Regions from separate parts of the Mus musculus genome. Here regions 2 and 3 are each linked to region 1. A link is a loop called in an ENCODE intact Hi-C map of the cell type or tissue named here. Cell type or tissue: gastrocnemius. All regions are shown on one strand.

What was found. A loop is a pair of places that touch in the nucleus more often than their neighbours do. Peaks named below come from ENCODE experiments on the same cell type or tissue, not always from the same donor. Only the 100,000 strongest peaks of a DNase experiment are listed, where the experiment ranks them.
Region 2: it touches region 1 in a loop (4-fold over the local background); 8 of 42 quality-filtered maps call a loop at or near these places.
Region 3: a loop joins it to region 1, with 2.3 times the contacts of the local background. A loop is called at or near these places in 11 of 42 quality-filtered maps.

Annotation. Positions count from the first base shown.
Region 1 is chr4:97,741,298-97,749,297 of GRCm38, reverse strand. It overlaps a transcript of Nfia not described here. Among named protein-coding and RNA genes, the nearest start is that of Gm38709, 32 kb to the left of the region's middle. In gastrocnemius, a CTCF peak has its summit at 3,288 (motif pointing right); DNase peaks (open chromatin) are centred at 2,880 and 3,305; H3K4me3 peaks cover 928 bases; H3K27ac peaks cover 316 bases.
Region 2 is chr4:97,576,297-97,584,296 of GRCm38, reverse strand. The region is part of intron 1 of E130114P18Rik (RIKEN cDNA E130114P18 gene); the gene reads left to right. It also overlaps a transcript of Nfia not described here. Among named protein-coding and RNA genes, the nearest start is that of E130114P18Rik, 4.3 kb to the left of the region's middle. In gastrocnemius, no CTCF peak of the experiment used is centred here; DNase peaks (open chromatin) are centred at 4,711, 5,604, 6,168, 6,406 and 6 more places; H3K4me3 peaks cover 2,540 bases; H3K27ac peaks cover 1,523 bases.
Region 3 is chr4:97,671,429-97,679,428 of GRCm38, reverse strand. It overlaps a transcript of Nfia not described here. Among named protein-coding and RNA genes, the nearest start is that of E130114P18Rik, 91 kb to the right of the region's middle. In gastrocnemius, a CTCF peak has its summit at 3,231; DNase peaks (open chromatin) are centred at 2,432, 2,656, 6,796 and 7,324.

The DNA.
Region 1 (8,000 bases):
TACCATTGTGGAAAATTGTGCATGAGTTCCCCTTCTCATCCATCAAAGCGTAAAACCCAAACCACCATTCCTACCCACAGCACCTCCTTTACACTGGTAGAATAACCGAACTTGCGAAAAGGCCTCAAAGCTGAGAGAATGGCTTGGCCTATACATTATTGGTGCACAAGTCTGACCTGAGTTCAGTCTTCTTAAACGTGTTAAAAACTAACTGGGAAGAGAAGATCCCTAGAGCTACTGGTTATCCGTCAAATTGGCAAGTCCCAGGTTCAGTAAGAGATCCTGTCTCAAAAACTATGGTGGGGAGTTATTGAGGAAAACACTTAACATTGACCTCTGGCTTCCACATCTTTCACACACACACACACACACACACACACACACACCAAATTCCTTAAGTTAAGCAACAAAAAGGTTTGGCTAGAGCATTGTCTGTAAAGACAGCCCTCCTGCCTAGATCTTCCTGCCAGCTCCAACTATGATCCATCTCCTTGCCAATAGATTACTGAGAGCCCAGACTTCGGCAAGTTGTCTCCACTCTCCACACAGTGACAGTGTTTCTAATAACCTAATAGATTTTCATTTTGAAACACGTGGCACAAAGAAACCCATTAGCTGAAGAGCCCTACTGGGTACCTAATACTTTAACCTTATCACAGTAAGGTCAAGTGGCCAGGTTGTCAGTTTGTTTGTTTGTTTATTTATTTATTTATTTATTTATTTATTTAGTGACTGGTTGGCAATTAAGAGGGCTTTGTTGTAAGTAAGCAACAGCAGTTGATAGAATTTTAGAATGTGCTTTATGTGTTCCATATTATTCTAAATTTTAGCAGAACTACAAAGAAATAAAAGAGTGTTTCTTCTTGGAATTTTAAGATACAAGTTTTAGGGTAGAAACTTCCTCTCCCATTCCAGGGTCCGGATCTTCATTTTTTTTTTTTTAATAATGAAATGATGCAAGAAAGCTCAAAGAGAATGTGTCTCAACTCAGACATTTCCTCCATGAAATTACAGCCTTCATTCTAGAATTTTAATGTTTATGAATTCATCTTCTTTTGGTATTGCTCCATAAATAAGTGACTTGAGGAAGCACTTTAGGAAAGTTGGGAGTTACAGTGTGTGACCTCATTTTATGCACAGCCACATAAAGACAGGTTTACAAGAGACAGCACTGTTTTGGGGGTGACGGGACCTACTTTGTTGTCATGTTTCTACATTATGGAAACACATGTCTGTCAGTGTAAGTGAGTTTGTCTCCAATGGTCTTCAGTAAAGAAAATGCAAAGCAATCAGGGACCTCTAAGGCACTCTGAAACTTGTCAACTTTCTTTGTGTCACGTGTGTTGAACAAGGCCTTAGGTCAATGTCAGGGAAGCCATGAGAAAGTGAATAGTTACTAAATCAAAGTGGCTTTTTTTTTTTAACAGACAGCTGTGAGACTTGTCTGAGACTCCTGACCCCAGCTCCTGATCATGAGGATGGAGCCATCTGCAAAGTCATTGCTGAGAGCCCAATAAACAGTGTCACACATTACTGGTTTTAGAAGGACCAATTTCATGGGACAGTTGCTGAGAAAGGCAGTTGCTATATGCTTGTACTAGAAACCTCGGTATTTTCACATCATTTAAACGCTACATAAATGTGGGCATAGAGGGACTCCTGAGTGTTTGACACAGCAGAGCTGATGGCATGAACACAAGATGGGCCTCACTCAAGAGTTTACTTGAGGAGCCTAGACCTCTGCACCCAAGAAGTCTAGGGATCTTGGCAACAACTTTGAAATCATCTAAATAAAAAATGATGGTTATAATAATTCTAAAAGCACTAGTGGTCAAGTTCATTGCTTGTTGGAACTCATAAGAGGCATACACAGAATTTAGACAGACCAGACTAGCTCCAAACTATTCATCCCACTTTATCTAATGGTTTTTTCAGCCCCTCCCCCAGCCTTCTCAGTCTGGGCTTGATTTTTCTTTATACAACCTTCTTCCCACAGAGGCTTCTTTTTCTTGGCACCTCAAACTTCATTTGTATTGCAAGTCTTGTCCACACAGAGACCTTCTGAGATAACAGCTACTTCCTTGGTCTCATCTTATTTGTATCCATCTATTTGGATACCATATTCATTTCATCCCTAGTTTTGAGCTTACCTCTTAGCTTGTGTTTTTTTTTTTTTTTTCTATTCTTTACTGTAATAATGGGGTCTGGTTCAGTGCAATACATAAGCTTGCTGTTTCTTCTTCTTCTTCTTCTTCTTCTTCTTCTTCTTCTTCTTCTTCTTCTTCTTCTTCTTCTTCTTCTTCTTCTTCTTCTTCTTCAAAAAAAAAAAAAAAAAAAAAATGCCGGTTGCCTGTAAGGCATCCAGACTCACCCTCCTCAACCCTCTCCCCGAGGTAAAGCTAGTGCAGAAAATGAGCAGAAGAGTCCAGGTTTCTTTTCTTGGTCCCTTTTCAGTCAGATGCTGCTCCAAACATAAAAGGTGAAAGACTGGGGGGACAGCAAGATTGTCCAAAGAAAAGTCTCAAGTGTGATTTTATCAACTCCATAAATCCAACTGCTTGCCATGAACCTGTTGACCTTTTGGAATGAACTAAGCTCTTGGACTGGCATCCAGACTGAGATAGTGGAAACATTCCTATCTGGGGCTGAGGGTAAAACTGAGGAGACAGCTATGGTGCCAAGTGTGTGTGTGTGTGTGTGTGTGTGGGGGGGGGGGGGGGTTGGGTTGGGCAGGTTCCGAGGAAGACAATTTCCTGGGAACTCCAGTGCTATGCTTCCCAAGAGTGACAATGTCCACCGTGCAGAGGAAGCTCCAGCTGGTTAGTCAGTGGCATATTACTATGGCAGCACGTGGGGGGAGGTGCCGGGGGAGTATCCTAGGCTAGGTGCCGGTCTTTGAGTCTGTTAGCCTTTCTGGGGTGATTTGGCCAGTGAGCTTTTCAAGAGTACTAACCTATAAACGTGGTTCTAGCCTGGGGAGCTGGGCGTCGCTCTACATCCCCTCACCTCTCCTTGTGCCCTTTGCGGGGAAGGTGGTATGTCCACTCAGACTCGCACCCGCTTTCATCTGCAGCCTGCCGATTTTGCAGGGCATCTTACGGGGGGCTTGGGACCCTGGTCCAGTAAGGAGGGCCCGGGAGGAGTCACCCGTGCCCCAGACTTTCTGTACAGCGGGGTGGCGCACTCAGCGCGCGCGTTGGAAAGGTTCATTTTAAGAGTTTCAGGGCCTCGGTTTGGTGATCCGATCGGGTGACAACTTTCATCCCAGAGCCTCTCTTGTGACCCGGCGGCCTCAAGCGGACACCAGAGGGCGCCGCTTTAATGTGCTTCAGCCCGGGATCCTCGAAGGGGGCGCAGAAGTAGAGTCGGGCTAGGGATCCAGTTCTCTGTAACCTGATGGGCGCGATCCGATAATCTGCGGGACCCCTCTGGGAGCATCCTTTTTGTTTTTCCGCCTTGGGCGCGTAAAGCGGGGTGTAGGGCACCCCGAGGCCAGGTCCCCTGTTCCCACTTTGCAAGATCAACTACAGGAGCTCATACCGGGTCTTTTCACTACCTGAGGGTTCCTTGCAGAGCTGTCAGGGTGAGAAAGGAGGAGAGGTCCCTGACTGAAGCCTCGCCCCCTCTAACTGCTAAGGAACATGCCTGCAGGCGTTGAACCGAGAGCGACTAATTAATTTCCCAGCACTTGTGCAGAATACTTTAGAATGGAAAAAATGAAGGTTTTCGATGAAAATGAAGCTTGATGGTGTGCACCTGCCACTAATGCACGATGCACCGTAACTTCCCTCATTAGAGAGATGGCTTGGGTTGAGAACAAGTCATATAGTGAAAATCACTTCAACACGTGCCTGTTCATATGCATAAACTCCTGTGTACCAGATGGCAAAATATAATGACATCTTAAACAGCTAATTGCATAAACCTTGTAATGCAGATAATTGCTGTACCAAAGTAGGAGTTAATAATTTCCCACTGTATTGCCTGGCTTCAGAGTAATCCTTAAGGAAAGTTGTGACAATTCTAACACACTAAAGTTCACCAAGCGGTAATTAAAACTAGCACTTATATCATTTGACTTTCAAACCCTTAATTATGTTTTGGAAGAACTGCTATGTGGAAACCCAGAAGTTGTAGATGATTATAACATTTGATGCCTGTGATTCGTCCGTTTTCCTTTGCAGGTCTCATGTGGCATAAGATTAGAGAAGCCATTGGGGATATGTTATATTCTCCAAAATGATTCCCAGAGTGGAAGGCCTGCATTTTGGTGCGTGATTGGTTAATTCCCACCCCCAGTAGATCTGTGGATTATTGCCAATGTGTACTTATTCAAGGGGCCACTTCAATGATAACTTTACCGTTACATTACATTTACATTAAACATTACAGCCTTACCATGTGACTGACACCTTTAAAAACACTTTGCAGGTATCTCATCTAATCCTCGACACAACTATCACAAATGTACCCTGACTACTGTCCTTCTTCGATGAGGGAACCCAGATAAGGACTAGTAAATTATTTCCTCAAAGTCACTGATCTGAAGACACCACAAACCACAGAATCCACACTGTTTACCATTATTTTTAACGGTCCCATTATTTACAATAGGACCTGAGCATTTCAACATTCCCATTTTATTTTCTAATAGTATTTAGAAATAAAATTCGTATGTAATAATTGAATTATTAATGCAACTTGGCAGGTAAATATCTTTGTTGAATTTAATTTCTCATCTATTTCCATGATACTTCCCCATGGAAAATAATCTGTGGTTTATACAAAGTGGTTGTCCATTAGTAAACAACCAAGAAGAGCACACCCATAGAACTAGATTTTCATTTTCCTAAAACATAGTTTAAAAGATAGATATACCTTAGTGTTTTTATCTCTCCATTTGACAAAGAATAAAATTAGCTTATGGTATATTAAAAAAGCACATACAATAACACACCCAGAACACAATGCTCCGTACAAGACACACACAGTGTTGTCTTTTCTCTCTTTATGTTGATATTATAGATTTTCTCTTTTTGTCGTTTTGAGCAGATAAGATGAGGGATGCCAGCTGTCTCCTCAGCATGCAGCCACCCTTGGAGACTCCCTTCTGTGAGTTATGTGCCCATCTCCTCCACAGTTGCTCCTACATTAAGTCCTTAATTTAGAGGGAGGAATTTCAGCTTTGAGGTCAGGAGCTCAGCACGCTTATTCTTTTTCCACTATGACTTTGCAGAGTGACCTTGGATAAGACACTCGATGGCCATGAAATTCAGCTTCTTTACCCAAAACACAAAAGCCCTGGCTTGTCACACATGTCCCTCCTAGTTCCGTCCTTCTGGGATGTTATGCAGCTGTTTCTCATCTAACTTTTTTTATTTTAAAATGGGAATAAGACTACTAGGTTGCACTCTCAGTAATACAAGGAAGAATCTGAGATGTTTGGCTCAACCAGAAAAATGTCTGTAGGGAAAAGACTTAATTTAGGAAGCATTTCTTTGATAGCTGTTATTTTCTGGTGTAGCACTCAAGGAATAAAGGGAAATGTGACATAATCCTTGACATCAGCAGTTTCTGATATAGCTAGTGACAGGCAGAGGAGTATAACTATGCAGTGGCACGATGGCGGCCATGATACGTAGCATATTATGAAGTAGAAACATGTTATTTACATGGTGGGGCAATTTCATGGCAGAGGTGACACCTGAGCTGCATTTTGAAGGACAAGTCAGAGCTGGTACACCGTGGGTCCATGGAATATGGGAAATAGGAAAACGTAGCTACCTGGGAGTAAGGAAGAAATCAGGTGACCATCAATATAAGGAACAAAGGAGAGAGCCTAGGTAGAAAAGACAGACATAGGGCTAATCTTGCAAGGCTTTGTTGCAGGGTTTGGACTATACTATGAATTTAATGGGATTAGAATGAAAGATTGACTGTCTTAGACTTCATTATTACAGTAATTATGGAACCATCTGGAATGCAGAAAGTTTTAAACTTGTTCATAGTGTCTGCTTTTTACTTGAGAGAATATCTAAGAGATACCTTATCTAAGAGAATTCTTGCTTTGTTCACCAGAGGGTTGGAAGTCAGTGCTCACCTCTGGCATTGTTCAAGAAACCAAGTTTTATGTGAGTATATTCTCTAATTGCTTGTTCTAGGACCCTAAAGTCTTCAAGATCATGCTTCCTCATCTTTCACATCCAAAAGGTTGGGGGCAGGAATCGAAGCTATAATCATTGCACAAGCCAGTGCACAAAACTCCACTTGAAAATTCTATGCTTTAAAAACATTTTAATGATGAATCTTATCTATTTTGGTTTGAGATTAAGTGCTCACAGAAGCTCTGGTGTTTGTCAGTAAACAGCATCCCTTCCACCAGTAGAAACATGCATTGGAAATACTCTCTGGAGAACAACTTGGCCATATATGGAATGTTCTCTATGTTCTGTCCAGCAATTCTGGTTCAGGGAATGTGTCGTTTTTGGTCTTGGGGATCAAGTGTCAAGCCTTGTACACATATCAGCTACACTACTTCTTCATAAAATTATGTGTCTAGGAATTTATCTTGCGGAAATAACCAAAGCATTCAAGGGCAGTCAACCCTTCATCTGTGGGGTTTCCATTTGCATATTTAACCAAGAGAGGATCCAAAAAGTGAGAAGTGTACAAACACATATGGGGTCTTCTCTTGCTAACTTCCCGTCAACAAAGCAATGTGACATTTGACCTTGTATTTTCTAATGTTTAAATGTAGGAATGTGGTACTTTCATAACCACAAAAAAGTAAGAGAAACATGTAATGATTATCAATACTAAAAAGCAGAAACTATGAAGCAATCTTTTAGACCCATCTTACAGTTGATGACAATATCGTCTTTGCTGTATCTTGCTGGGGACAAGGAAAGTTGATATAAAAATAAAATATTATTTATGTAAGACTTAGGAGAATGAGCAAGGTTGCAAAAACAAAACAAAACAAAGCAACAATAACAACAACAACAACCACCAGTTATCAGGCCAGAGGTGAGTATCTGCATCTCCTTTTCTGTTAGAAGTATTTGACATCTAGAGAATGTGGCTGAGAGGTTGGTGGGAAGACAGAAATTGGAAGGTGCCTCAGAGTGTATAAATGCTGAGTATACAGGTGAACTAGAAATAGATGCCACAAAGGCTAAAGTCAGTTTTGAATTATCTTCAAATTGGATTGAAATGTTTATGGCTTGAGGGCAGAGATAAATGTGAATATTCCTGGAGGAAGATAGCATCATCCTAGATTTCAAATCTATCCTATCAACAAACACTCAAATGTAGCAACTGTTGCTTAATAACAAAAAGGAGAAATAACTAGACACACAAGGAAACAAGATCATAGGAGTGACATGGAAAACCCCACAGAGAACCAAAACAGACCATGTAGGCTTTAGATATAGAGATAATATGACACAACCTTCAATTTAATACTCCTCACATATGCAGAAGAAAGGCACCCAGATTAAAGAAGTCTAGGGATGTTGAAAGGAACAGCAAAATGGACATAAGTAACCTCAAGTACTATTACAGCTCCACAAATTATAAGGCATTATTATCGAACATGAGGACAGCACGTTTTAATGAAGGAAGAGCTGATTCACAGGAAATTGTGTCTGTCTAATAACATGATACACACACATCAGCACACACACCAGAAAAGTATGTAAGCAAGGACTGAAGATCTGAAAGGTGAAATTCATCACCACAACAAGAAATTTCAATAATCACTTTAGTGTCTGATAGATCCTAAAAACTCAAACCAGTAAGAATATAGAGAACTTGAGAAATATCATGATAAAAATTGGTTTAATAGATATATAGAATAAGTCACCTTATAATGTCAAAACATGTATTTTTTTCCTCAAGAATATAAAAACTTAACAAAGCTTCTGAAACTACTCAGAAAATTCCTTTTTGGGTATTTAAACTGGAAGTTACACCAGTAAGATACTGGAAAATCCTGCCCC
Region 2 (8,000 bases), 170 kb after region 1:
AGTTTGCCACCAAAACTGGAAAATTTACATCAGAATTATTTGTAACTGGTAGGTCTAAAATTCTATGGTGTGCAATTGCCCTTAAGGGAACTAAAATTTTGATTTATTTCCTGTGGTATTTCCTACATCTTCTCTAAAGAGCTTGTAGATTTCTCACCCCTTATTCAAAGCAAAAATCAAGAGGCACTGAAGTCCCGAGAAACTTCTTTTCAGTATGCAGCCTAAACAGCAGCGTGTGAGCTTTCTGTATTGTTTATCTTGAGTCAAATGCATTGCTAAGTGTTCCCACCACTTTTATACACTATATTCCCTGTGGTAAAACATCTGCAAAATAATTTTAGATGAAGAGCAACTTCCAAGTAAACTTTACAGAAAAGAAATTACAGTTTTCCAAACTAGGAAAGAGAGAGAGAGAAAGAACGCGCTTGCTCTAGAGAAGCCTTTGGTGATATTTGCAAGAAATAAAAAAGATGACAGGATTTACCATTAACAGTCTATAAAATCTAGGACCGCCTAAGTACAGTAAGGGAAAAGAATGTTTTTCCCGAGAGCAGGTCCCCCCCCCCTTTTTTTCAAGCTTACAACTTAGCGTAGAAAATAATTGCCAATCTAATCAGTAAATTCATTTGTAGTGCTTAACAAGCTGTGTGAATCGAAGCAATATGACCATCTCATACAAGCAAACCTTGTTCTTGCTGGCAGAAAGTCTAATGGGAAAATAAATGCCTTGAATACGCTCAGGGTCGTAAGAGATAGAGGACTGCGAATCTCATTAGCCAAAAGCGCTCTGTGATACTGTTCTGTAGCCACTGGTAAAGTTTCAGACGTCTAGGTAAGAAATTACGAGAGAAAATAGACAAGTACACACATACCCACAACTACTTTTACTCAAGTCCTTGGAATGGACATACTGAGTCCCAGGCAGCAGCCGAATAGAATCCTGCAGTAGCTCACTTTTAAAAGTCTCAGTCTTCCGAATTCCTACGCCTTGCCAAAAGGATAGCACCATTTGTCCAGGAAGGGAGAGTGCTTTTTTCTGTAGATCGTACAGTGAACCATGCCCTGTTTTGAAATCCCAGTCCTCAGACTCCCCCTACAACATCACACACACTCTCCTTTTCTTAAACTGATATCTATGTGAAACGAGCTGAAGTTCACGGTCCAGTTAGGAACGGATAATACATTCATTGTCCTGGAAGCAAACTTTTTTTTTTTCTCACTCCCTGGATGAATTCACGCTTGCTGTAAGAATAATAATTACGGAAAACTAGGAATGCGGTGCTAACGAATTAATCCTTAACGGACACCACCCTAACGAGGACAGCAATGATTCTGGGACTCTCTTCCTCACAGGACAAGCGTCTCCTGTGACAATGAGCTATTGTCCATCCTCCCACTTCACCCCAACCCTTAGAGATCCCAGAAGTCAAAGGTTGTCTGGCCTGGTTGACCATGACATGTGAGTTAACTCGTTCTGCAGCTACAAGTTAGGAGTTCCTGAAACTTTCTTGTGCCCAGAGAAATGGAAAGAAAGGGTGTGTGGGTCCGTTCCACTCGAAGTTGGTGGTTCTTAGAGATGGAAGGTCTGCTCCGATATAAACAGATATGGAAAAGTTAGATGTCAGAGCTCTGGTCCCCTGAGGAAAATGACGAATGGAGCCTTAGAGTACTCTCACAGGTGACTTAAAGCATTCCAATTACTGGGACATGAAAGGGTTCTCACAGGCAGGGCTTGCATGCACCAGTCCAAGGTTTGATATGCATCCCTAGTAAAATCTCACAGCCAAGGAGAACCATGGACCCCATAGTTCTCAAAAATCAAAAGTGAGGAGGGTGTGAAGCTAGACAGAAGACGCGAAACCCAAGGGGCAGGGCAAACAGCTCTTTTTCTTTTAATCTGCAGACATCCATAGCTAAAATACAGAATTCCACCTTAAAACTTTGACAGTCTTAAAAATGTTTTTAATATTAAAAAAAAAAAACCCACACCAAATACCGTCCCATGGAAAACAAGGGCAAGCATTACTGGGAACTCCAGTTGCACAGTGGCAGAGAGAGGGAGGGTGGTAAGAGCAAGCAGTGCGAGGCAGCCTCACTGAAGAGTGTAAAAAATCAAATGTGAGTTTGATGAATGTGAGGTCTGGGACATTTTGTCAAAGAGGGAGGGAAAGTAGAAAAGGGGGGGGGGAGGAAAAAAAAAAGGCAGTCCCGGCTGCCAACTCACCATCCACCAAGTTCTGGCCGAGATGTCGTAGCAAAGCTGCCATTTGATGGAGCCGTCGGAAGCTTTCCCTGCCATTACGCTGTCAGCAAGCTTCATCTGATGCTAACTCACGGGAGATAAGACACCTAATTGAGAAAACATTTGCAGTGGCATGTGGGGCAACATGTAGTCCGGTCCATACCATATGGAATCATGGGTAAAAAAAAAATCTCCTTGACAATGAACCAATCTCTCCCAGACCCAGTGGCAAGGTGAAGTGGAGATGAGGAGTCTGCTGCTAGAACTGTCTTCCCTTCTCTCTCTTTAAAACAAGAGCCCACTGCTACACATCAAAGGGAGGTGGTTAAAATTAGGGCTTCATCACTCAGATGATTTTGGTCTGCAAGGTTTTTCCTTTCCTTCCAACAACCCCCCCCCCCCTTGCTTTTTTTTTTTTTAAGGAGAATAAAGAGATTTAATAGGACAAAGGCAGGTAGTGGACTGCGGAGGGAGATCGCCACAGGCTATTAGCCTAAAATTTCTGCCTGACAGATGGAACTGCTTAGAGACTATCATGCAACGTTTGGGGCTTTTTTTTCCCTCCCCCCAACTCAGACTCTAAGTCTGATTCAGTATCTGTCTTTCACAGCCACCCTCCTCAAGATTGTGAACTGCGCATTTTAGAAAGTGTTTGTTGCTTAGGTTTTGCTGTGCTACACATCTCCCTTGGAAGCAAAGCAAAGAGTCTAAAACTAAATCTGGGAATAACCGAACAGGTTTTCCAAGGAGAAAAAAAAAAAAAGATTCCAGGGGAAAATTATTTCTCTTTTTATACCTTGTTTGTGGTTTTGGTTGTTATTGTTGTTGTGTATTTTTAAAATTTTTAATTAATTCATTAGTTAATTTGGTTATGAAAGAACCTAAATACAGGACGCCAGCCTCAGAGTCCCTTGCTTTCTGGTTCAGTTGGCACTGTGTTTCGTTGTGTTTTCATGGGAGTAAAGTAGTACATTGCTGGCGCGGTGTGCGTTCTAGCCAACACTAGCCTATATAACTACATTTTTTTATTCGATGCCGTAGAAATGAATTCTGGACATCTTCAATCTTTATTAATAAAGTAAGCAGTCTTTTATCAATTCATTTTACACAGTTGCAGTTAAGTTTGATATAAGAGTCTATTCAATCAGGAAAATTTAACTCTGATTTCCATACTGTAACCCAGTCATCTTATTTATAGGAATTTACTTTAAGTTATGCCAAAAATTTTTTTGGCCTGAAAAAAATGTAATAATATGGATCTATCTATAAGAAATACTAGAAAAATGTTTTGTTTTGTTTTTTTTTTTAAATGGGAAGAAGTCTAGACAGCTACTGAATTCAAGCCACTTACTGAAGACTAACAGGGAACAGGAAGTGACCAGAATATTCTCTTTGGTCACTTGTGTTTGGTAGCTGCCATTCCTGAGAGCTGGGCTGGGCTGGGACTGCAGAGAACACCTGTGTGAGAGTGACACTGAAAACTCTTAGTGAGTTTTGTTTTGTAGCTGAGCAACCTTTGGGTCCCCAAGTTCCCACTGGTGACTGTCTACAGTTCTGTACCCAGAGGCCTCTATGTGGGTACCTCAGGGCGTGGGAGAATTGATTACTATTTCTCGAAGGGAGCAACTGCGATCATTGACGAGTTGTGGTTTTAACATTTCATCTAGCTAATGAATTTTTCCTAGGCATAGTTTCAACCTAATTATGCTTTGGTAGTTTTGGTTCAGGTCTTTAAGTTGCAAAGAGGTTACCTTGGTTTTTTTTTCTTTCTTTGTATTTATGGACCACTCCTTAATTATAATAGGGATTGTTGTTATTATAGTCATTGGTATCATCATCATTTAATTATTTAGCATTATGGTAATACAGCAGTTAGCTCCTTTTGACCAAAACAATTTCAGTAAAGTAATGTCTAGTCTTTTAGAGCCTGAGGTGTTTTCTCATTTCAAGCATGGCTTCTAAGCTGCACTTAGGGATGACCATACAATAAATTAGGCAATTTTTCCTCTTCTTTGTGACCACCCCCCCCCCCCCCGTCCTGTTGTAATCTTCTAATAACATGGACTTGGAGGATTTCTCTCCATCTTTGGGGGCTTATTTGTGTTTGTATGCCCTTTGTCTCAAGTCTAAGGAACCTGTGATAGCACAGCAAGTGAGTCCCCTGAGGGACACTTGTTCCTTTCAGAAACGCACCCCAACTTTCCCGGCCAAGTCCTTCTCAGCCTTGTGCAACCGCAGCGTTATGAAAATGACCATCTGGAGGAAGACAAGGAGAAAATTTGTAAATTCTACGTATAATGTAAAATAGCAACGTGACCCCACCCCCACCCCCTTGAAGGAATAGGAAAAGGAAGCATTGCTCTGTCTTTGAATCCACCTCTCGTTCTACCCATTCCCCTGCTTAGGCCCCCTGTCCCACTGTATCGTACCCAGCTTCCTCTCCTGCATGAGGGTACACGGACACACATACTTGTGAGGCTGCAGCGTCTCTGTGTCTAAGTCTGTCTGTCTGTCTGTCTGTCAGAGAGCTCTGAAGTTGGAGGTGGCTGTCCTCTGAAGCCCAGCATTTCCAGGATCCCGAATGTCCTATGCTTGCCCATTATTTATGAATGAATGGGGCACCACCTAAGCTGGCATCCAGATTTCATTTTGTGAATGATGGAAAACCTGAGAGGACTTTGTGGGAGATAACACAGTAGTCTTGAACAAAGAAATGCTAGATATTTTTGGAAAACAGTTTTAAATCTAGAACAATTAGGAACATTTAACATCATCCTGGTCGACTAAAAGCCTGCTGGAAACTGCCCTTCTTCCGCTAGCAGGCCTTTCACGGTGTGGCCCCGTTGTTAATAGCCTTAAAACGAGATTAAATAAAACATGTTAAATATTGCAATTATTGTGGGAAATAAAATTATTTGGTGAGCATAATGGGGAACAATTCAAGCATTTCACAGGATCCAGGAAATGCTACTCCAAACAATCGCACTGCCTTATACATTTTCCCCTCTTTGATTGCTGACAGATGCCTTTTTGGAAACAAACATCTAAATGGTTTGCCTTCAGTCAGGAAAAAAAAAATAGCGGAAAGCGGCTACATGGTTTGAATTTAACTCTTGTCATTTGAACACTTCTCCATGCACGCGAGTGAGTGGATCTGAGGTGAAGGCAGCGTTTCCCACTGGGAAACAAGCCGGAGAGTCTGGGCTTTTATTTATTTATTTTTCTTTCCTTGACTCTGTATTATAAGAAGTGGGATCCCCTTGTTGTTCAGTCAGGAGACAGAATAAGGCCCAGGTGATGAGCCGAGAAGCACTTGGAAGGAAATGGACCATCAGAAGAAGCCTCAGGCCAAGTGCCAGTGGCCCCCTAACCTTGCTCTTGCCATCACAAAGTGCCTAACTGAAACCCTTTGCGTTATGGAAAGCAAGCAAACAAACCAAGAGTCCCAGGACACAGGATTCATAGCTGGGTCCTCCAGTGAACTGGGGTACAGGCCTTCAACAGGTGGACAGCGTCGATGGGAAGTTCTGATTCTTTGCTACGGAAGCACAATGTGCAGCGGAGGATTATTGCTTTCCAGAGGCTTTGGCGGAAGAATAGTTGAGAGTATTGTTTCTGAAGTCTCACACTCTGCTCTGAGGATTATGGACTGTGTGCCCTCTCCCAGGTTAATAAACCTCTCTAATTTTCTGTGGCCTATGGCAATCAGGAAGACAAAAAACATAACTTTTGTTAGGCATGTCTATGTTTGTGTGCGTACATGTATATGTGTGGTTGTGTGCAAAAAATATACCTCCACTGAATACTTCCTACTATGTGACAAGTGCTGTGCTGTCACCACTGCTCTGTTTATTTCATGCTGCTCCTCTCTTGAGAAATACCCTGGTTTCCCATCCCTTGATCCCATGCTGTTAGGCTGAGCCTCGTTCCAACACAGGTCAGATACTAGTACCTACTCCTAAAATCATGTAAAATTAGACTGTCTTCCCATCTACACGTTGAGATTCCCAAGGCGGGACTGTATCTTTCTTTCTTACGGGGCTTTGGGAATGTAGGAGGTCCGTCGGGTGGTTAGGACAACTTGTTAAGAAGACACAGAGGTTTGTCCACCTGGAGAGCCTGTTGCAGCCTCATGGTCCTACAGATTCCTCTGTCCATTTTGTTCATGCTGTTTCCCCTTTTAGTACATGGCATGGGTCAGAGTCCCACTCTGCAGGGATCTGCAGCTCTTTGACTCCCCGTTGCCTGTTTTATCTAGATTGTCCTTCTGTGTCTACCTCAGATAGGCTGGCTGTATTACCACCTGTCTTTGATGAACATATGTCTTTTATCCATTCATCCATCCATTAAATAGCATTTCTGTAGTGCCAGCAATTAAATGCATTTCCCTCTCCTTTTAAGCTTTGTTTCCAGGACCCTTGGAAATGTGAAACTCAACAAGAGCACGTGATTTGAACGCAGCATGTAATAACAGCTAACGTTTATCCAGTGTTTCCTCTCAGTCAGGCGATGTTCCAAGAGCCTTAAGTATTTTTTTTTTCCAGGTAGGTGCTTATGAGGTAGACTTGTTATTAACCTCACTTTATGATCAGAAACAGATGCTAGGCAGCAAAGTGTCCTATTTAGGGTTTCTGAATTGGAAATAGAATGAGGGAAAAGCACAGGAGTTAAGTTTGGCTTTTTAACCCCTGGTATTACCTCTGAGGTCACTTACAAGGTTTAGCGCCTGCTGTATGCCAGGCACCTCCTAAAATGCTTTTAGGTGATGCACGTGAAATGTGTGTAACAGTCCTAGAAGGTTGATATAATTCTCAGTTATCAGGTCTGAGTCCAAGAGGTAAGAGTCTTAGCAAAATATTCGAGTTAATCAATAACAAAGCCATCCTGGTATGTTGGTGCCCACCTGTGACCCTAGGAGGTGTAGGCAAGAGACTTGCGTATAGAAGGCTAATCTAAACTACAATCAGGATTTTGTTTTAAAAATTAAAAAAATAAGAAAGATTCAGCCTACATCTGCTTGAGTAAGAACTATCCCGCCAGTGCGTTTCCTATTCCAAGAAAGCAGATATATTGTATTTCTTTTCGTAGATTTAGACATTGGGCTTACACACACACACACACACACACACACACACACACACACACACTCACACACTGGCTTAAATCACTACAATCTTAGAAACCCTGATATTATAAGGGTGCCCTGTTTCTGAGGCTGCAGAGCTCAGTACATGGCAAATGGACATCTAAGATTAAAAAAAAAGAAAATAAAAGAGAGTTCTATACTGAAGAGAGATCATGTACTATTAATACCCAGGTCTTTCCTCTAACTTTAGTCAGGTGGAAAAATTCCCAAGTAGAGCTCAGCACACTGCACTACCTTGCCGAATTCCAGTGAGTGTGGTTTTATTCACGGGTCGTGATACTGGGGAGGCAGAAGAGCCACCATGGAAAGGTTAGGAGTTCAGTTTCCCCACAGCCAGAAAGAACACCCAGACCCCTCTTCTGGGGTTGGAGTGGTGTGTGTGTGTGTGTGTGTGTGTGTGTTTTCTCTTCCTTCCTTCCTTCCTTCCTCCTTCCTTCCTTCCTTCCTTCCTTCCTTCCTTCCTTCCTTCCTTCCTTCCTTCCTTCCTTCCAGCAAGAGTGGTAAAGCTGTCTTCACAGGCACATGTTATTTCTAGGTATAAGTGTCCTGAGCTTAAAACTTGATGTCCCAGGACACCTTGCAGTGTGGCAGAAGAAAATTCACAAACTGGAA
Region 3 (8,000 bases), 70 kb after region 1:
TTTTCTACCCCTCTACAGACTGTCCGGGTACTTTATTGGCACTGAAGGTGGAGTTGGGTGGAAGCTTTGCAACAGACATCTGTGGTGACAAGATGAGATGTGGCCCCTGAACACCAGAGCAGGGCAGTGGATTCTCCAGCTTGATAAGATCAGGAGGGTGTCTATGCAACCTGCTTTGTGAGAAAATTACTTGGCTTATCAAGAATTCTACAAACTGCTTTTGTAGAAGGCAGCAAAAAAACCTTGACAGTGGACAGAGCCCCTCGAGAGATAGTGTCATCTGGGAAAATAAACTCAGGATGGTCCCTTCAGTTTTCCCAGTCATATATACACTGTTTTCGCTGCACTCGTGGAGTAGGATTTCCAGGAGAGTGTGTAGCATTTCCAGTTTATAAACCAAGAAGGTCAAGACTAAGAAGTTAACGGTCAAGCTTTGTGTTACAAAGTTATTCTGTGCTGAAATGGACTGAGCCATCTGTTTTACTGCTACCTCCATATTCTTGAACTAGTCATAGAAATCAACTGTGTGGACACAAGAGCACAAGGCATAAAGATGAGGTTAGCCAGGACTCTTGTTCACAGTACTAAGGTATGTGTACACAGTACTTATGGGAGTTACTCTGAATGCTTAGAGCAGTCCAATTCGTTCTCGTAAAACCCAAGCGAGGAGGCATGCACTGAGCATTTTCGTGTTCTGCATGAGAAGGAAGAGGGATACAGAACTTATATAGAGCTGGAGTTTGAATATAATCAGGGCCTTAGCACAATAGTGTGCAGTCTATGTGCTCTGGGCAGTAACACCTCTGTGCCGGGGAGAGAAATGAGGTGATAAATAATGAGGGAAACTCTTGCTGCCTTATGTATTTAAAGTGGTCTGACCTTGAGCATGCTAATTAATTTTTCTGCATCAGTTTTTTATCTGTTAAATGGGAGTTTTGATGCCACCTGCTTCATAGTTAAAGGGATGTTGTTGTGAGACTTAATTGGCTGTGTGTTTGCAGGTGTGCTGCTTCAAACAATCCCTCCTCCTACGTTTAGTATGATTTGAGTGTTTGTTATGATCCTATTCTAAGGGGCCAGCATGGGCAAATCTGCAGGTGTGTTGCACACGCAAGTGCTAAGGGTCCTCAGAAGAGAGAGGACTTATTTTCAGTAGGGAGGATTAGGCTGGCGTCAAGTGAGGCCACAAGAAGATGTAAACTGAGACTCAGAGGACAGTGGTGTCACAAATGGAGGCACAAGGAACTTCAGCATCAGTGTAATCTCATGACTTTGTTCCCCAGAGGCGATCTCAGCTCATACGCACAGGCAGTCTCTTCATGTTTGTCCACTTGGGTAAAGGCTTTAACTATAAGCCAAACCTCCTCACTTCTCTGCCTGCTCTCGTCACGACCTGCTTCTCAGCAGTGCCTGCCTGACATCGTTTAAAACCAGCTACAACCAGAGACTATACTTTCTTAAGCCCCTGTTCGTCTGCTCATGGGGCACTCCCTCCAGCCTCGGTGGCTCTTCCCTGCCATCCTTTTGGGAATGATGTAACTGAGCAACACACTTCACAATGATGGCAGTCTCTATAGAGATTAGGGACTTGCCAATCTATAGGCTGCCTCCTATTGACTTGGAGCATGTCGGGGGTCTCACAAAACATTAATCCACACAGAAAGCCTGTGAAGTCAGTTCTGTTATTCTCCTCCACATGTAAATGGTTGGAGCCTGTGTTGGAGCTGTCTTAGATCCAGTAGGTTTGTAAGATGCCATGGTAGAGACAGGATCTCAACAATGCTTTATGAGTTTGCAAAGCCCAGAGACAGGTTATTTGATGTCTGGCAGTACCTGTCTAGACCATAGGCAGGGAAACTAAGAAAAGCTCTATTGGGTCTGTGGCAACAATATCCTGACTGGATAGCGATGTTCATCTTAGAGAGAGACTGGCTTCTGTCACCAATTTCCTCTCTGGAGAGCCAGGATCCATCTTGGTACTATCAGGGGAGGATTCAGTTCCCACAGAGGGGAGCAAGATCATTTTGGTGTGCTTTGGCCATTTATCTGTCATCTGTTTGTCCCTCAACCTTCTCTCCAGCTCTCATACCATCCAGAAATCTTTACTGGGATGTACTCTTTGTAATGGAGCATGATAAGTAGATTCATATGTTGCTTGACCCCAAGGATCTTGTGGGATCTTCCCGAGGAACACTGGGGTGGTACTGGAGTAAGGATGGATGCTGAAATGGTTTCTACAGAGATGGCGACTAAGGGAGATAGTTCAGAGAAACTGAGGCAGATGGCTCTGTCTGCTGCTTCTGTGCCTGCAGATGAGTGTCCTGGCTAGCCAGCTGCCCGCTGGCTCTGTCTGTCTCTTTGTGTGCTAATCAGTGGACCCATAGATGTTCCTCTTCCACAGGCAGCTTTCGACCTAGAGGTTGTGTCACGGTGTTGCCTGCCAATGGAGGTCACTTGGCCTGCTGAGATGCGCTGAGCCTACACACAGGACCTCATCTGCATGGGGAAGGTCAAATGAGGTTGAGCCCACTTCTCTCTCTCTCTCTCTCTCTCTCTCTCTCTCTCTCTCTCTCTCTCTCTCTCTCTCTCAAAGCCTTTTCTGCACAGGAACTGTCTCCTAGGGTGAGGAACAGAACAGCTTTGTGCTCTCCTTTGAGTGCTCACTGCAGGGAAAGCCCAGCCACAAGCTACAAAGTCGTCCAAGTTCAACCCCCAGACACAGTGTGCTGTGCTCAGAAATCACAAGGGAGGTAGGAAGGCTCAGAAGAAAATGCAGACAGGGGACCTTGAGGAGATGGGAGGGCAGTGAGCCGATTTTTCATGTCAGATTTTAAAGATCTTGTCAGAGTCTTCCTGTTTTTACATATAGAATTGGTAAGGTCCGTGTTTCACTCCTGCATTTTCTTTGAAATTTATCTTTGCTTCCCATCTAGCATGTATGTTGGGAAGAGGGACAAGGGTGTGTGTGTGTGTGTGTGTGTGTGTGTGTGTGTGTGTGTGTGTGTGTCAGAGCTGTTCTCTCCTTCTGGGGTTCATCTGCTTTTGAGAGCTGCTTGCTCTTCGCTGGCCACAGAAGAGTACCTGACATTCAGGCTACTGCCTTGAATATAATTGAATTGCTGGGATGTGCTAAACATTGCAGGGCTTTAAGCTGAAGATAATTTAATGATGTGGCCTTTAGGATTGTTAATTAGTACTGTCTGTATGAGCATGTAACAATAACACCACCTACTGTAAAGTGAATGTTCTACACTCAGAACACTCATTTCTTTAGGGCTTCCTGCAGAGACGTGTGCTCATTAACTCCTTTGATGACAAAGGCTTTTCCCCTTTTTGAGGGGTTCTGCAAGCTTTGGATTCTCACGGTCGGTCTCTAATCTCTCATTCTTCTGCGTAAAGCCATGACGCAGCTGGTGTGGGCAGGGGCATAGAGAACGGACACTCAGACCTATGCTAACCGTGACTTGATTGATCCTTCTCTGCTGGGCTGCCGGGACACTGTCGCTCTGGAGAACAGAGAGCAGAGAGGCTTAGGAGACGATGTGGAGAGAGTTAAGAGAGAATGCAGAGAAACTGGAATCCCGCGCTGTGTTAGTGTGAATGCAAACAGTGTGAAGGTACCTTGAAAGTTAAAAGCAGAACTGCCACGGGATCCAACACTTTCGGCCATTTATCCTAGAGGTTTGAAATCAGGATATCAGAGAGATATTAACCCTCCTTAGTTTACTACAGCCATATTCAAAGTGAGGAGGATGCAGAAATATCATGTCCCCCGAAAGACAAGTGGAAAAGAAGAGATTCGTATTCATGCAATGGGATGCTGTTTAGCCTTTAAAAGAAGGCTGTGAACCCTGAAAGCATTATGTTAAGTGAAATATATGTGATAAAGTGAGAAAGATTGCACAGTTCCACTCTTACAATATCTCAACATCAAATTCTTGTAATAAAACAGGAGATTGGTAGTTGCCACAAACAGTCTAGGAACCAAGCAAATGTCCGGTTGACAGTTCAATAGCATCAGTGTTCAGCTCATCAGGTGAGTGAGTTCTAGAGGTCGGCTATTCAACACTGTACCTATGCTCACTATATCTGACAATCCAAATGTGCCAATCTAGGGTAGGTCCCATGTCGAAGGTTCTCAGGGAAGGTGAGTGGGATTGCTCAGTGGTAGAGCACTAGCTCAGCCTGTAGGAGGCACTGGAACATTCACACACACATACATATATGTATGAATGAACATATAATGATATGTACAAATATATACAGAAATGAGCACATCCATGTATTCACATGCAAGATTAGAGAGGGAGAGAGGGGGAGAGAGAGGGGGAGGGAGAGGGGGAGGGAGAGGGGGCAGGGAGAGAGGGAGAGGGGGCAGGGAGAGAGGGAGAGGGAGAAGAGGAGGGGGAGGGGGAGGGGGAGGGAGAGGGAGAGGGAGAGATCTGGCCACTGAAGTCAAGGTGTTACTTGCACTTTCTTACCCCATTGGAGGAAATGGTCCATGAATGGCTGCTCAGTGAGCTCAGAGGTTCAGGTGAATTGTCAGCTTAGAGGAAGCCTCCATGTTAATTTGGGGAAGTGGAAGCTGTAGGTGGGAAGGAAGTGCTCACTCTGTTTTCCCATTTGTTATAACAGGCAAGGGCTCTTCCAACCACATACCCTTCTCTTCACTAACAAGTATATATTTCCAAAGCTGCTTATATTCTTCAGTGAGAAAAATGCCAGCTATATTTAAATACTTGGATATTAGACTATGTCCTGTTCTGTGTTCAGCCAAATCTTCCCATGACCATGCTATAGGCCCTGGTATGGCCCTGAAGATCCTACTGTCAATGCCTCAGCTTCCGCCACCTTCCTCTCTGGGTTTGCTTCTGTCTCACCCTTACAATTTCATCCGGCCTCTAGTCTGGAGACTAGACACCAGACGTAGTTTTGCAGACTGATGGAGAACATTACTGGCTGACTGTGGCCATCCTCTGTCAAAGCCAGAGGAGGCCTTGAAATACTTTTCAGTGCAGAGCCTGTTGATTGAGCTGGAACTGAGAGCCACTCACTATTCCAGTGCCAGCTTCTTGGCCCATTTTTCCCCTAACCTGTCAACTGAGCTTTGTCATGTCCCTGACCTGCCACCTCCCTGCATTTGCACAGCTGTGTCTGCCTGGTGCTGTCTGCTGTCCACGCTTACGCCTTGACCCACTGAGCTTTCTGCATGCCTTGCTTGTGCACCTTTGCTGCAGCCTGCCTCTGGCTCCCTCTTAATTATGTCATTTGCTCTCCCCCACAACAGCCCTCTAGAGCTTCCTGCCTTTACAGCCCCTCCCCTCCTTCCTGTCCTTCCCCAAGGACTGCAGCCTTCCCTCCTGTTTCCCTTTGGTCTCTCCCACCTTACTTCCTGTTCTCACATGTGCCTGAGTGCCCCCATAGCTATCTTTGACTTCTGTCCTTGTCATTATTTTCTCAACTGTTGCACCCCCCTCCCCGCACTTCCCCCGTTCTCCCCTGCAATGATAACTTCTCAACAGTCAGCAAACGTCATTTCCTTGGCAGTGGCTTCCAGAGTGAACTCAGTGCAAGCAGAGTTGTGTTCTCTGCGTATCTTCTACAAGCCCCTTATCCTGTTAATTGATGTTGATCTAGTCTGATTTTTATCCCAGATCATAGCAGTGTCTAGACTGTACATAGGATTAGTTTATTTATTTCACAAATGAACAGGTGTATTGGGAAGTTGAGGTAGGAACTAGATTTTGTTCATCTCCCAGGAGCCATACATCCACTGTCTTCCTGTTAAAGGTCTGGATGTGACTTCTTTCTCCCTATCTGTAATTGTCATTTTCTATCATGGTTTTACTTATCTCCATGTGTCTTGCCATTGCTATCACACTGATGCTTCCTCTGAACAGCTGTCTGCATCCATATCTATGGTTTCTCCAAACACCGAACATCATAAGTCTCACATGTTGCCTTATTAAGATGTAGCAATGTTGAAAAGTTGTAAGCTGCCTTTAAACCACTTCGTTCAGAATAAGCTGTTTATCTTAAGTCAACTAACCTGAACTTAATCTTTTGTCGCAGTCACCCCCGGATATCTATTGATGTGCATGAAATTTTGCTGGATTGTAAAATTTATAAAACAAGGTTAGTGCCAATCTTACCTAGTATTATTTCCAGCAAGATGACCGACAAGGATGGACATAAACACAGACATGTTGATGGGATAAATACAGCCTCTATTCTGCCTTTAGGAAGCAGCTGAACCCAACTGTCTAGGAAAGATTCTCATATAACTCTCACTTTAAGTTTCTCAAAGTAGAAAAAAAAATATTTTCTCTGAAATTGTTTAAGCAGTCACAAGGTGTGTGGGATCATAAGGACAGACACAGGACCTTCCCTCAACCATTCAGTGAATAAGTTGTGTCCAATTTTGTCCAGAGCTAGACTTAAAATGATAATGGTGATGATGATGATGATGATGGTAATAATAATAATAATAATAATAATAATAATAATAATAATAATAATGGTCTCTAACACAGTGTCTGGGTTTTCCAAATCCCTAGCTCAGACTGACAACATAGTACTCCTGTGAACACATTTTTTTAACTAGGTGGCATCTGGTGCCTCTCAATAGAAATGTGTTCCTGCATGGGAGAGTGGTCCTTCTGTGGTGACTGAATGGGCACTGCCTGTCAGATCAATTATGCACGAAACTCGTCTTCTCTAAGGTTCCCTCACATTTTTTTTCTCTTGAGAATTCACCTTGCACTCAACCTTCTGTCTCTAGGAGTCAGGCCTGCAGACAGTTGCCTGCCCCCAGCTGTTTCCCGCTGGAGAGTATGGCCAAGGAGACACCTCCCTGCTGGGTTTGTATTACCCGTGTGATGAGTCTTCTCTGTTTCCAGGCTGGACATTTAAACGTGGTAGTAGTGGGAAGCCTTTCTCTTATTTCACTGATATACCATTAGGACACCTTGCTCCTTAGCTGCTTTGACATATGTGCAATAGAGCCTACTGTGGGTCAGCATATTCCTAGTCTGTCTCAGTTTGTGCTTTTTTTCCTGAGGCCACTGCTTCTTTGACCACAGAGAACAGGGCAATGATCATAAAGTCAGAAAAACAAATAGAGAGCTTTCTGTAGGTGGGGTTTCCTGTGAATGCTGACCAGGTTGCTGCATAGCTTCCTAGAAACCATTATTGATAAACCATCATAAAATCCTCTCTTTGGGCTCTACGGGGTGATGCACGGCATTCTGTTACTGAGGTCAAGTTCTTATGGTCTAACTGGCAGAGCCAGAGTATAATGAGAGCAGCTGGTAGGGACGCCATCTGGGGTACCCAGGAAGCATAGCTCTTGTTCATTTGCAAAAGTGCAAGGTGATAAGAGGCCAGTCTGCTCTCAAAATACATTTAGGAGATGGTATCTCCTTCCATCTCTCCATCACAGCTGAGGCAGCCAGCAATGTTGTTGCAGCCTGGCTTCTCTGTGGCCATTCCCATCAACCGTAAACCTTCTCTTCTCCCAATGAATAGCAGCCATAACTACATTTAAAAAATACAACTCATGGAAAATGCTTAAAGCCCCTAGATAGCCTGGCTTGTATGGCCTTAGTGGAAGAGGATGAGCTTAGTCCTGCTGCAACTTGATGTGCCAGGATGGATTGGTACCCATGGGAGGCTTGCCTTCTCTGAGGAGAAGGAGAGGGGATAGCATGGGAGGTTGTGAGGTGGGACTGGGAGAAGAGGAGGGGGAGCAATCAGGATGTAAAGTGAATAAATAAAAATAAAATAATAAAAAATAGAAAAAAAATAAAGAGCTTTGGGTCCCCATTTCTGCTGCCCCTACAAGCATGGCAGTTCTATATAACAGTCCTTCTTACTCACCATTGTGCACAAGTCCAACCACTAAGCCTCCACTGAGTCATCTCTACAGTGGATATAATGACAGAAGGGTCAACTCCTAAGCTGGGTGAGAAACCTAAGTGACATAGTATATGGTTGGCACA